Linked DNA regions of Homo sapiens: region 2 is linked to region 1. Evidence: chromatin loops called from intact Hi-C (ENCODE). Cell type or tissue: PC-3. All regions are shown on one strand. Links, peaks and the distances in the headings refer to the core of each region. The heading gives the core; the rest is flanking DNA.

Region 1 (2,930 bases), core at 322-2,821:
CCTATAATAATGCCAGAGAGAAAGAAAAGCCCTTCGACTCATGTCCCTGGCTAGGGCTGAGATTTCTAGGAGGAGGTAGGGAGGATCGGGGAAAGATATGAATTCTCTTTAGATAAGTGGCTGATTGAAAAATGTAAAAGGATGCTTCTCGGGTCTGGTACTTATGATATCACCAGCATCCATCTGTGTTTGTTAAGCATCTCTCCAACCACTGGGATGTTTGCAGGTTTATGTCATACTCTTCCAGGAAAATATTTAATACATGGACAAATTAGGAGCCAGTGTTAGAAACAAAAATAGATAAACTGTTAAATAAGGGTTGTGGTTCTCTCAGAAGGTGCTAGTAGGAGACTCTGCTTTTAATGTCTACTTCTATAAACAGATCCTAGTTGCTTTGCTGCTATACAAAAAGCAAACCTTTTATAATCCTGTTTTCAGTTTTTTCAATATTAGTATTCACTATGAAGTCTCATTTACTTTATCATTTACAGAGTGACACTTAATCACAAAATCTAGTCAGAGATTTCAAAGAAAACACGGGGAAAAACCCATCAATATGCTGATATATTAATGGTTTACTAGCTAGTTACTATAAATAAAACTCCAACATACGCTACCAACTATCCCTTTCTCTCACCTCTTGTTCCTCCTTCTTCTTCTTGATTTTCATTTTTGTTCCTGAATAGGCAAGGTTACACACAATTTATTTAAAGGACATTTACTCTCAACCTAACGTCTTCACTACCACCAGCCTGTAAAACACTGGCACCTGGACAACATAATATTTTCATTGCTGAGTCATTTCCTCTGGTAAATTTTATCTAAAAGGATAGAAAACAGCATAAACACCATAACTGGTAAAGGTGTAATTTCCAGATTCTGTGGACAATGTGAATCTACTTTGTTTACATTTTCTAATCAAAACAACCTGTAACCTCCAACAAAAGCATTGTGTTTAACAGGAGTTCTCAAATTCTTTAGGAGAAAGTACAGTGCAAACAAAGGGAATCTGGATTCTTTTAAATACAAAGCTGTCCATCACAGGGAAAGGTGCTTGAACCTGGAAAGTATATTTCAAATATAACACGAGTGACTGATTTAGAACTGAAAATGCATTTTCTGTGATTAGAATGGATGTATTATTTGAAGTATAAGCCCAGCTCTTGTGGACGAAACATAGCAGCACAGAACACAACCTGCCTGGGGACTGAGTCAGCTTTGCCGGGAGCATAAAACATTTAATGGCCCATAAAACTGACCTCAGCTTTTCTTTCTTTCACCAGAAATACAGGTGGAAATGAGCAGCTCTATGTTATGACAAATCAGTCGACGAGTATCTATTCTCCACCTCCTTGGTGTCTGGCGCTGTGTGAGGCACAGGCAGCGTAAGGGTGAATAAGGTACAAAGAACCCTGCTGTCACTGAGCTGTTAGCTGAGAAGGTAGAGAGGACATGAAGCCAATCATTACAAGGCATCCCAAAAGATAAATGAACAAGTGGCATGGAGTTGTGGCCACGCTTGTGGAGTATGAGCTCAGGCTATTCCCCTTCAAATACTGATTCAAGACGACAGGAGATGATCTTGAGCAGGATGCAGAAGTTTCTGAGCCTGAATTTCCCTAATTGTAAAATGGGAGAATTTCTAGTAGCTCCCTGAAAGCACTGAATGAGAAGTAAATGTATTAATACTTGTAAATTGTGCCCACAGTATGCCAGGCAGCTGATAGAATTCATATGCCTTAGTAAAGGTGATTTTTACAATATTTGTTCCTGTTTTGTACGCTTTACATTTAAGTCCCTGTTATGAATTGTACACTATCCAAGCAAAATGCATTTTTAAATTCTCACCAACATGCATACTTTCTCTGTCTAATGAAGTAATTTGTAAGATAATAGCGCTGTCTTTGTGTCCTATTACATTCTTATTCCAACTCTTTCATGATACAGGATGGAAAACAAAATAAAATGAAATCGTTTATTACCTCCACTTTCCAAGCAAGAACTGAACGTCAGGAAGAGCCCATCTCTTGGGTTACAATCCAACCCTTTTCTCAAGATGTTTTTCAGGGAACCCAAATTAAAACAGCAACTTTTTTCTCTTTTTTGTTAATGATTCATATTACACATTTATTCAAGGAACAAGAAGCAAAAATTCAAGGAATACCAGGTGGCATTCTATTTAAGTGAGTCAGCAATTATAACTAATATTTATTGGGAGTTTACTCAACGTCATTCACAATTCTTAAGAACCTTAAATGATTCCTTCTCTGATAAGGGCTACAAAGAAGTCAGATTCTGTATGTGTGTTGTGGCTTCTGACTATCTCAGTTCAGCTCTCAGTACATTCATCTGGGGAAAGTTTCCCAACAACCATTGAGGAAGATTTCATTACTATCCTCATTTTAGTGACCAGGCCATTGAAATGAAGTGAGGTCAGCACTATACTCCCCGTAACTGAGAGAGACCTCAAATCTAGGTTTTCAATTCCTATACCCTACAAACGTTTGAAGTATCAACTCTATGAACGTGGATCATGAAGAATTAAGTCCATTTTATTAACTTGACTTATATTTCACAATCGAAAAAGTGGCCACAGTTATTTTGGTGACTTTCTGTGTATCTGTGTGTGAGATGCCAAGTTCACCAAACACTAGAACTGCCTTAAACACTAACAGGAAGGCCAAAATAATTTGCCTCTCTTACTCTAGTTCACAAATTTTACCAAGCTAACCACTTAGTAAAAACAAGTTTCTAGTCTTTATTTTGATGTAGCTCTTTGAGTATGGGTTGGCTACATATTTGAGGACATGCAATTTTCTTTTTCATTGAATTAGACTGTCAATTCCAGTAAACTTTGCTTTGGGGATAAGAGGAGAGGTTAAATTCCATGTAAAGGAAATTAGATGGAACTGAGGAAACCCTTTAACTTG
Region 2 (2,930 bases), core at 127-2,626, 53 kb after region 1:
CACATTTTCTGCCTGGCACAAAAAATGATGAATCCACAAAGTGCAGTTTCACCTAGCATTTATCAGCCATCAAAGCTGTACAGTAATGTGACTTTCTATTTAATTCCTCACCATACCATATTGTTTAAAAAAGATTCCATCAGGCCTGGGTACAGTGGCTCACACCTGCAATCCTAGCACTTTGGGAGGCCAGGTGGATGGACCACTTGAGCCCAGGAGATCGAGACTAGCCAGGGCAACATGGAAAAATCCCTTTTCTACAAAAAGTACAAAAAGAAAATTAGCTGGGTGTGATGGTGCGTGCCTATAGTCCCAGGTACTCAGGAGGTTGAGGTGGGAGGATCAGCTGATCCTGGGAGGTCGAGGCTGCAGTGAGCCCTGATTGCACTACTGCATTCCAGCCTGGGTGACAGAGTGAGACCCTTCCCCCTCACCCCCATAAAAAGGATTCTGTCATCTGATTTATAGAGGACCTTTTAAATCACTAAACTCAGAACAAATTAAAATATCCAAAACATATATTTATAATTGTACATACAAGATTCAGCTGGCTACCAGAATTTTAAATAGGTAAATGGGTATTTTAGCCCTCTATGAATATCAATTAGGTGCAAATATAGCCTTTGCCATCGGAGTGAAATATCATATAATGACTAGGTCTCTGAACAAATTTGTTGAATTTATTTTATTTTGTATTTTGAAGTTGCTTTTAATATGAGTGTTGGAATACAAGGGTCTTAGTAATTGGATTACCAGAGTATCTGAGTACCAAAAAAGATATGAGAAAATTACTTCCATTAGGTTCCAAAGGATTTATTGAGATCCTAAAATATCATATTTGCCATAGGGGAGAATTGTCTTCCAAAATCATTTTTCTTTTTTAAATTCGGGTGTCCAAAGCCACTGCACTTACTGCAATTAATAAAATTCTCTGGCAAGGCATAAGAGTGTTCTTGCTTCAAGCTGCAAACACTTTCCCCTGAAGACTTGGAATGACACGAAATTAATATGAAGGAGGAAAGAAAGAATTAATTAGTATTTGATAGTGGAGCATTAAACGTTGATTTATTAGTCACAACCAACATTAGGTAAGCTTACTTTATAAACCTCAAACCATATCCTTCCCAGGTTTGTTCTCATCACCACCATAAATTGCCCATATACTAACTGATGGTAATTTGTCACAAACAAACATAAGGGGCTCTTAGTCAAATGGTGACATATATGTGAGTGTATAAACTTCCTCTTATTAACATGACTCAAGGAATATACCAACTATGGGGAAGATTGCATCAGCAAAGAAAAAGGAAGAAGGATGTACCTACAAGCAAATGCAAATGGAAACAAAAGCAGGGATCATAATCTCTGCAGAGAAAAAGTGTTCAAGCCAACACATTATATAAACAATGAGGACTATGTTTTTTGACAAATGTTAAAATTTGCACGATCTTGCATTTTATTTATGTTGCTGATTTTATAATTCTGATTAAAGCTGACCTGAATGTATTCAGTTTATGTGTAATACCCTAGTACTTTAATGCATTTTTTGGAGGAATGAGTAATATTATTTTTCATAGATGAAGAAGGAACTGGTAGTGAGTCAAGACATACTGAAGCAAAATAATAATAAAAGTTATTATTACCAAAAAAAGTAAAATAAAACTTCTAGTCATTAAATATTGTCTCCATCTCCTTCTTCTCCATAGATGAGGAAGCCTGCAGCCCCCGAAGGTCACGGATGCTGTTGGAGCCACGAGGAAGAGCCATCAGCCCAGGGAGACCCTGAGGGTCAGGGCATCTCCATGGATGAACTCCGTGTACTGCTGGACTCATCCAACCCTTCGTGGACATCACTTTGTAGTGAAAATCCCTTTTGTTGTTGAAGAAAGCCTGAGTTGGGTGATTTATTACTCATAAAGTATGTTAATACCTTGATGCTAATATTCTCATGAGAGAATTATACTCTAGTCTTATGATAGCACTAAAAGTAACTTAAAGGCCCCACGCTTCTCCAGATAAAACCAACACTTGTGAAACCCTTGCTTTGCCGTTTACTATCTATGTTCCTGGACAAACTATTAAATGTGCCGAGTCTACACCTCCACCTCAGTTTAGGATCAATAATCTATATCTTTTCTTTTTCAGTTTCAATACATAAAAATAAGTGCCATGAGTAGTTCTTGTAACTGAATAGGCACTTAAAAGTGAAATTAGGCTCTTCATTTCTCCTGCTTTCTTATCGTACATCTTTATGATACTTTAATTTGAGCTACAACCCCTGAGATCTTCTTGAGAGTTAATCACTGCTGAGAGACAATACAGAGACAGGACAATAGACAGATCGCATGTGACGACAGAGCTCTGACCCACAACCTCTGCAGCAATTGCTCCCCAACAATGGGGACTTAGTGAATAACTGCTACCTGCCCTATTTATGCCCCCAACTCAGGAACAGCAGGTCAATCCAATATGCTTCTCTAATACCCACATAGTTCTCATTCTTTTATTTTTAATGTTTATTTTGATCTACAATTAAAATAACAGCTAACAATCATAGGTATGCATCCTTCAATGCTTCCAACTTATAATCATTCTTGTATTAAGAATTTTACTCTTTCATTTTCCTGTGGTTGTTTTTTTCCCCTCAGGTTCTGCAAACACATTTGTTGCCTAAAATTGCACCTCTGAGAAATTCCAGCACACTGGCATAGTGTTCTGGACTCTCGCTGTGGTATTACTGCCAGCACTATGCTTCCTTATTAAAAAATGTAGAGGCTCACTTGCAGCAAGCTTGATAGCAGGATGATAAAATGGCAGGGTATTTTTAAACACAGATTTTATGAGATGTATTACATGGAATTAAATTTAGACCATATATCAAGGAAATCACCATAGAGCTTTGAGCGTGATTCAGATCATCCTGGCATTAG

Evidence for each region. Hi-C counts contacts between places; a loop is a spot of excess contacts. Peaks named below come from ENCODE experiments on the same cell type or tissue, not always from the same donor. Only the 100,000 strongest peaks of a DNase experiment are listed, where the experiment ranks them.
Region 2: it touches region 1 in a loop (7-fold over the local background); 2 of 110 quality-filtered maps call a loop at or near these places.

Annotation. Positions count from the first base shown.
Region 1 is chr10:4,353,307-4,356,236 of GRCh38, forward strand. No RefSeq gene overlaps it. Among named protein-coding and RNA genes, the nearest start is that of LINC00703, 29 kb to the right of the region's middle. RefSeq lists an enhancer at 1-915. In PC-3, for the core only: no CTCF peak of the experiment used is centred there; DNase peaks (open chromatin) are centred at 795 and 1,305; H3K4me3 peaks cover 803 bases; H3K27ac peaks cover 2,500 bases.
Region 2 is chr10:4,406,749-4,409,678 of GRCh38, forward strand. It overlaps LINC00703 (long intergenic non-protein coding RNA 703), which reads left to right. Exons shown (of 2, transcript NR_108055.1): 2 at 1,707-2,930. Among named protein-coding and RNA genes, the nearest start is that of LINC00703, 24 kb to the left of the region's middle. RefSeq lists an enhancer at 712-1,911. In PC-3, for the core only: no CTCF peak of the experiment used is centred there; a DNase peak (open chromatin) is centred at 1,223; H3K27ac peaks cover 2,363 bases.